Linked DNA regions of Homo sapiens: region 1 is linked to region 2. A link is a loop called in an ENCODE intact Hi-C map of the cell type or tissue named here. Cell type or tissue: heart left ventricle. All regions are shown on one strand. Region 1 has its middle 17 kb from the start of ODF2. Region 2 overlaps DYNC2I2 (dynein 2 intermediate chain 2).

What was found. Hi-C counts contacts between places; a loop is a spot of excess contacts. Peaks named below come from ENCODE experiments on the same cell type or tissue, not always from the same donor. Only the 100,000 strongest peaks of a DNase experiment are listed, where the experiment ranks them.
Region 1: a loop joins it to region 2, with 2.6 times the contacts of the local background. A loop is called at or near these places in 4 of 110 quality-filtered maps.

The regions. Positions count from the first base shown.
Region 1 is chr9:128,437,829-128,440,328 of GRCh38, reverse strand. No RefSeq gene overlaps it. Among named protein-coding and RNA genes, the nearest start is that of ODF2, 17 kb to the left of the region's middle. RefSeq lists a silencer at 1,538-1,711. In heart left ventricle, a CTCF peak has its summit at 1,527 (motif pointing left); a DNase peak (open chromatin) is centred at 1,508.
Region 2 is chr9:128,634,063-128,636,562 of GRCh38, reverse strand. DYNC2I2 (dynein 2 intermediate chain 2) reads left to right here. Exons shown (of 9, transcript NM_052844.4): 4 at 125-282; 5 at 796-905; 6 at 1,304-1,471; 7 at 1,642-1,874; 8 at 2,180-2,337. Among named protein-coding and RNA genes, the nearest start is that of DYNC2I2, 22 kb to the left of the region's middle. RefSeq lists enhancers at 1-618, 671-1,870. In heart left ventricle, CTCF peaks have their summits at 329 (motif pointing right) and 1,172 (motif pointing left); DNase peaks (open chromatin) are centred at 322, 1,062, 1,588 and 1,728; H3K4me3 peaks cover 1,610 bases; H3K27ac peaks cover 2,500 bases.

The sequences.
Region 1 (2,500 bases), 200 kb after region 2:
CCTTTTGCTATCCCCAAGGCTCAGCCCCTCCCCTCCTTAAAGTCTTTTTTTTTTTTTTTTTTGTCTATTTTTTTTTTTTTTTTGAGACGGAGTCTCACTCTGTCACCCAGGCTGGAGTGCAGTGGTTTGATCTCGGCTCACTGCAACCTCTGCCTCCCAGGTTCAAGCAATTCTCTTCCTCAGCCTCCCACGTAGCTGGGACTACAGGCGCCCACCACCACACCTGGCTAATTTTTGTATTTTTAGTAGAGACGGGGTTTCACCCTCTTGGCCAGGCTGGTCTTGAACTCCTGACCTCGTGATCCACCTGCCTCGCCCTCCCAAAATGGTGGGATTACAGGTGTGAGCCACCCTGCCTGGCGAAGTCTTTTGTTTTTGAGATGGAGTCTCACTCTGTCGCCCAAGCTGGAGTGCAGTGGTGCAAGCTCAGCTCACTGCAACCTCCACCTCCCAGGTTCAAGTGATTCTCCTGCTTCAGTCTCCCGAGTAGCTGGCATTACAGGCGCCCGCTAGCACACCTGACTAATTTTTGTATTTTTAATAGAGATGGGATTTCCCTATGTTGGCCAGGCTGGTCTCAAACTCCTGGCCTCCAGTGATCCATCTGCTTAGGCCTTCCAAAGTGCTAGGATTACAGGCATGAGCAACTATGCCTGGCCCACTCCTGCGTCTTTGTTCAGGTGTTAACTTCTCAGATCTTACTTTGTATCTCTCCGCTTCTCATTTTTCTCTATAGCAATTCACACCCTCTGATCTTTCTTTGTTTTTGTCTGCATCCCTCATTAGGATGTCAGTTTTGGCCGGGTGTGGTGACAGAAGGTGATAGAGTGAGACTCCGCCACAAAAAAAAAAGAAAAAAAAGAATGTCAGTTTAATGAGGTCAGGGGTTTTGTCAGTTTCATTCACTGCTGAATCCCCAGGGCCTGACTGCGGCCCATGGGAGGTGCTTAATAAAGGTTAACAAATGAATGAAGGGGACACCTGGAGCCTGGAGAGAAGTGAGTCGCTCAAGGTCATAGCCATCCAGAATGAATGACTTTCATCTTAGAACGAATAAAGCACCGAGTCCACAGCTCCAGCCCAAGGTCCTTCTCACAGCCGTGCCAGGTCCTGGACCTCAACCCCAGGACAGAGCCAAGGGATACCCCAACCTCAGGGAGTGCCTGTCAGGCTCTGCCAGGACTGGAGTGCTCACACAACCAAGTCAGGGGGCCACATGGAAGAGGAGCAGGAACGGTGGAAGCCAAAGCAGCCATGGCCAAGGCCAGGAGCCATCTCCCCTCCCACCCCTCCAGCTGCCTGAGTGCAGGCATGACAGACAGCGGCTGGGCCCAGAAGCCCGACTCTCTGGGGCCAGGGGAGAGGCCTGCAGTTCCCATCAGAAGAGCAGAAGACGCAGAGCTGCTGCGGGTTGCCCCAGCACCAATGGGAGCTTCCCTATGGCCCATGCTTCCTTCCTGGTGTTGGCCCCAACCCAGCAGAGAGCATCCTGGCCAAGTCCAGGCTCTGCCACCTTGCGCCCTCTGGTGGCCACATTGGTTAGTGCCAGAGGGGAACCCAGGATCTCCCCCAGCCCCTCCCAGGCGGTTCCTCTTCCCCTAAGCCAGGGTTTCAGCTGCACAAGAGATGATCCAAAGGGCCGGGGGACATCAGCAGCCCTTGGACTGGCTGGGCCCACCCTGACCAGCAAGGTGAGGCTGGTAATGACTTCGGGGATGACCACATCAGCCCCAACAGGTGAGCACTCACTGTGAGCCGGGCTCAGGCTAGGCCACTCTATACCCAACCAGCCACAATGACCGAAGAGTAGACTAAGGCCCAGGGAAGGGATGGCACCCACCCAAGATCACCCAGCACAGAGGTGATGCTGGATCGGCCTGACTCCTCACCTGTCCTCCCCTCTCTGTCCCTCCAATTGCTCAACCATAGATCAGGAAGCCTCCTCCCAGGCCAGCTGAGATGCAGAGGCTCAGCCATGAGTTAAAAAATATAAAGTAAAAATACAAAAATTAGCTGGGCGTGGTGGCACATGCCTGTAATCCCAGCTACTAGGGAGGCTGAGGAAGGAGAATCGCTTCAACCCAAGAGGCGGAGGCTGCAGTGAGCCGAGATCACACCACTGCACTCCAGCCTGGGTGACAGAGCGAGACTCTGTCTTAAAAACAAACAAATATATATACATGTATATATATGTATGTATACATATATACATGTATATACACGTATGTGTACATATATACACGTATATATACGTGTATATACGTGTGTGTATATACGTGTATATACGTGTGTGTATATACGTGTATATACGTGTGTGTATATACGTGTATATACGTGTGTGTATATACGTGTATATACGTGTGTGTATATACGTGTATATACGTGTGTGTATATACGTGTATATACGTGTATGTGTATATACGTGTATATACGTGTATGTGTATATACGTGTATATACGTGTATGTGTATATACGTGTATATACGTGTATGTGTATATAC
Region 2 (2,500 bases):
CAGAGTAGTGTCTGGTGGTGACAAGGACACAGCGAGTGTGTCCGGGGCTAGTGGGGAGAGAGGTGGGGTGGGTGATAGGAGCCCCACCCAGGGGCACAGCCGGCTCAAGCCTGTCCCTGCACAGGCTGGACCATGGGGACTGGAGCACGCTTAAGTCCTTCGTGTGTGCCTGGAACCTGGACCGGCGAGACCTGCGTCCCCAGCAGCCGTCGGCCGTGGTGGAGGTCCCCAGCGCTGTCCTGTGTCTGGCCTTCCACCCCACGCAGCCCTCCCACGTCGCAGGTGAGCTGCCTGCTGTGTCCGCCTCCTCTCCTCTCAGGACTCAGCTTCCCGCCCTGCAGAGGGCACAAGGGAGCTTTCCATGGGCCCTTTGGCCCGGAGACAGGAAGGCGGGCCCTGACCCTCTCAGTCTGGAGCCCAGGTGAAGGTCTGCAGTGAGCCCTGAGGGGTGGAACTCGGGGGAGGAGTCTGGAAGGGGGCCAGGGTCGGGGCCAGGACAGGGGGCTGTGGAGAGGCCAGAAGAGGCAGGTGCCCTTGGGAAGCCGTCAGTGGTAGGGGGCAGGCAACGCTGGAGGGAGCTGCCAGGTGCAGGGCAGGGGTGTCCGGCAAAGCTCCCTGGGGTACAACAGGGGAGCTGGGGGCTAGGACTCTCCCTCTGTGGGGATGACTTCCAGCCAAGTGGCTCTGCCGCCTGGCCCTGGCCCTGGCCCTGTAGGTGGGCTGGGGCGGGTGTTTGGCCAGGAAGTCAGGCTGGGGGTGGGGCTGAGCCTCTGCCCAGGTCCACTGTCCCTGCAGGAGGGCTGTACAGTGGTGAGGTGTTGGTGTGGGACCTGAGCCGTCTTGAGGACCCGCTGCTGTGGCGCACAGGCCTGACGGATGACACCCACACAGACCCTGTGTCCCAGGTCAGGGCAGGGGCTGCCGGGCGGGGTGGGCCCTGAGGCAGAGCTGGGGAGAGGGCGCCCACTCTCCTAGGAAGGTCACCCGGGCGTTGGCAGTTGGACAGCTGCCTCCTGCATTCTCGGAGCTCCCGCAGCATGAGTCACCCCCCTCAGGAGCCACTCCCAGGGCCCTGTGGCCATTCCCAGCCTCCTCTGCAGGCACCGAGTGAGCAGCGCTGGGATTCTGGGACTGGAGAGGGCCCTGGGAACCCTCCAGGCCTGCCCCCTGGTGGGTGAGCCTGGTTCTGGGGCCTCCCGGAGAATTTTTTTTTTTCCTGGAAGAGAGGGAGGGTAGGGGTGGAGCGTGACACCTGGGCAGGTGTCCCTTGTCTCCATCCTGGCCCTGCATGCTGTTAACTCAGGTGGTGTGGCTGCCCGAGCCTGGGCACAGCCACCGCTTCCAGGTGCTGAGTGTGGCCACCGACGGGAAGGTGCTACTCTGGCAGGGCATCGGGGTAGGCCAGCTGCAGCTCACAGAGGGCTTCGCCCTGGTCATGCAGCAGCTGCCACGGAGCACCAAGCTCAAGAAGGTACGTGGGCACCCGGAAACTGCCCTGGCCTGCGCCGGTGAGCCTTGGGGGTGGGAAGGTGTGGCAGTGGGCCTGACTTGCTGTGATCTCCCCTCCTGTTCTCTGGCTCTGTTGGGACAGTGCCATCTGATGCCCTTGGCTCTGACCCTGCTGCTGCCATTTCTCCACAGCATCCCCGCGGGGAGACCGAGGTGGGCGCCACGGCAGTGGCCTTCTCCAGCTTTGACCCTAGGCTGTTCATTCTGGGCACGGAAGGCGGCTTCCCGCTCAAGTGTTCCCTGGCAGCTGGAGAGGCAGCCCTCACGCGGATGCCCAGCTCCGTGCCCCTGCGGGCCCCAGCACAGTTTACCTTCTCCCCCCACGGCGGTCCCATCTACTCTGTGAGCTGTTCCCCCTTCCACAGGTACGTAGGGCAGGCCTGGGGCACAGTGGGGCCAGGGTGTCCCTGCCCTGCGGGTCTCTAGCCTGCCAAGCCTCATGACAAACTGCTTCAAGTGCTTGCCTTCTGCCCACTCTGAGACCCGTGTTCAGGTCTTTGGTGGTTGGCCCAGGCATCGTCCCTTCTCTAATGAGAGGACCAACTCCAGGCTGAGGGACCCGGGAGGCTCTTCACGAGCCTGGCAGCCCAGGAGGGGTCTGGTGTTGGGGGCCAGCACCACCCAGACCCCAGCACTGATTCCCTTGCCTGGCCCCCTGCATCCCGTCTAGGAATCTCTTCCTGAGCGCTGGGACTGACGGGCATGTCCACCTGTACTCCATGCTGCAGGCCCCTCCCTTGACTTCGCTGCAGCTCTCCCTCAAGTATCTGTTTGCTGTGCGCTGGTCCCCAGTGCGGCCCTTGGTTTTTGCAGCTGCCTCTGGGAAAGGTAGGAAGGGGCCGCTAGGCCTGGATCTGTTTAAGGGGTGGGTGGTCTGGGCCCTGCTTGTACCTGGGGTTCTGGGTTGGGGAAAAGACCACACATGGGGGTAAGGACGGCTTCCCTCCAGCAACCCAACTCAAAGCCACTGTGGCTGCACACAACAGGATTG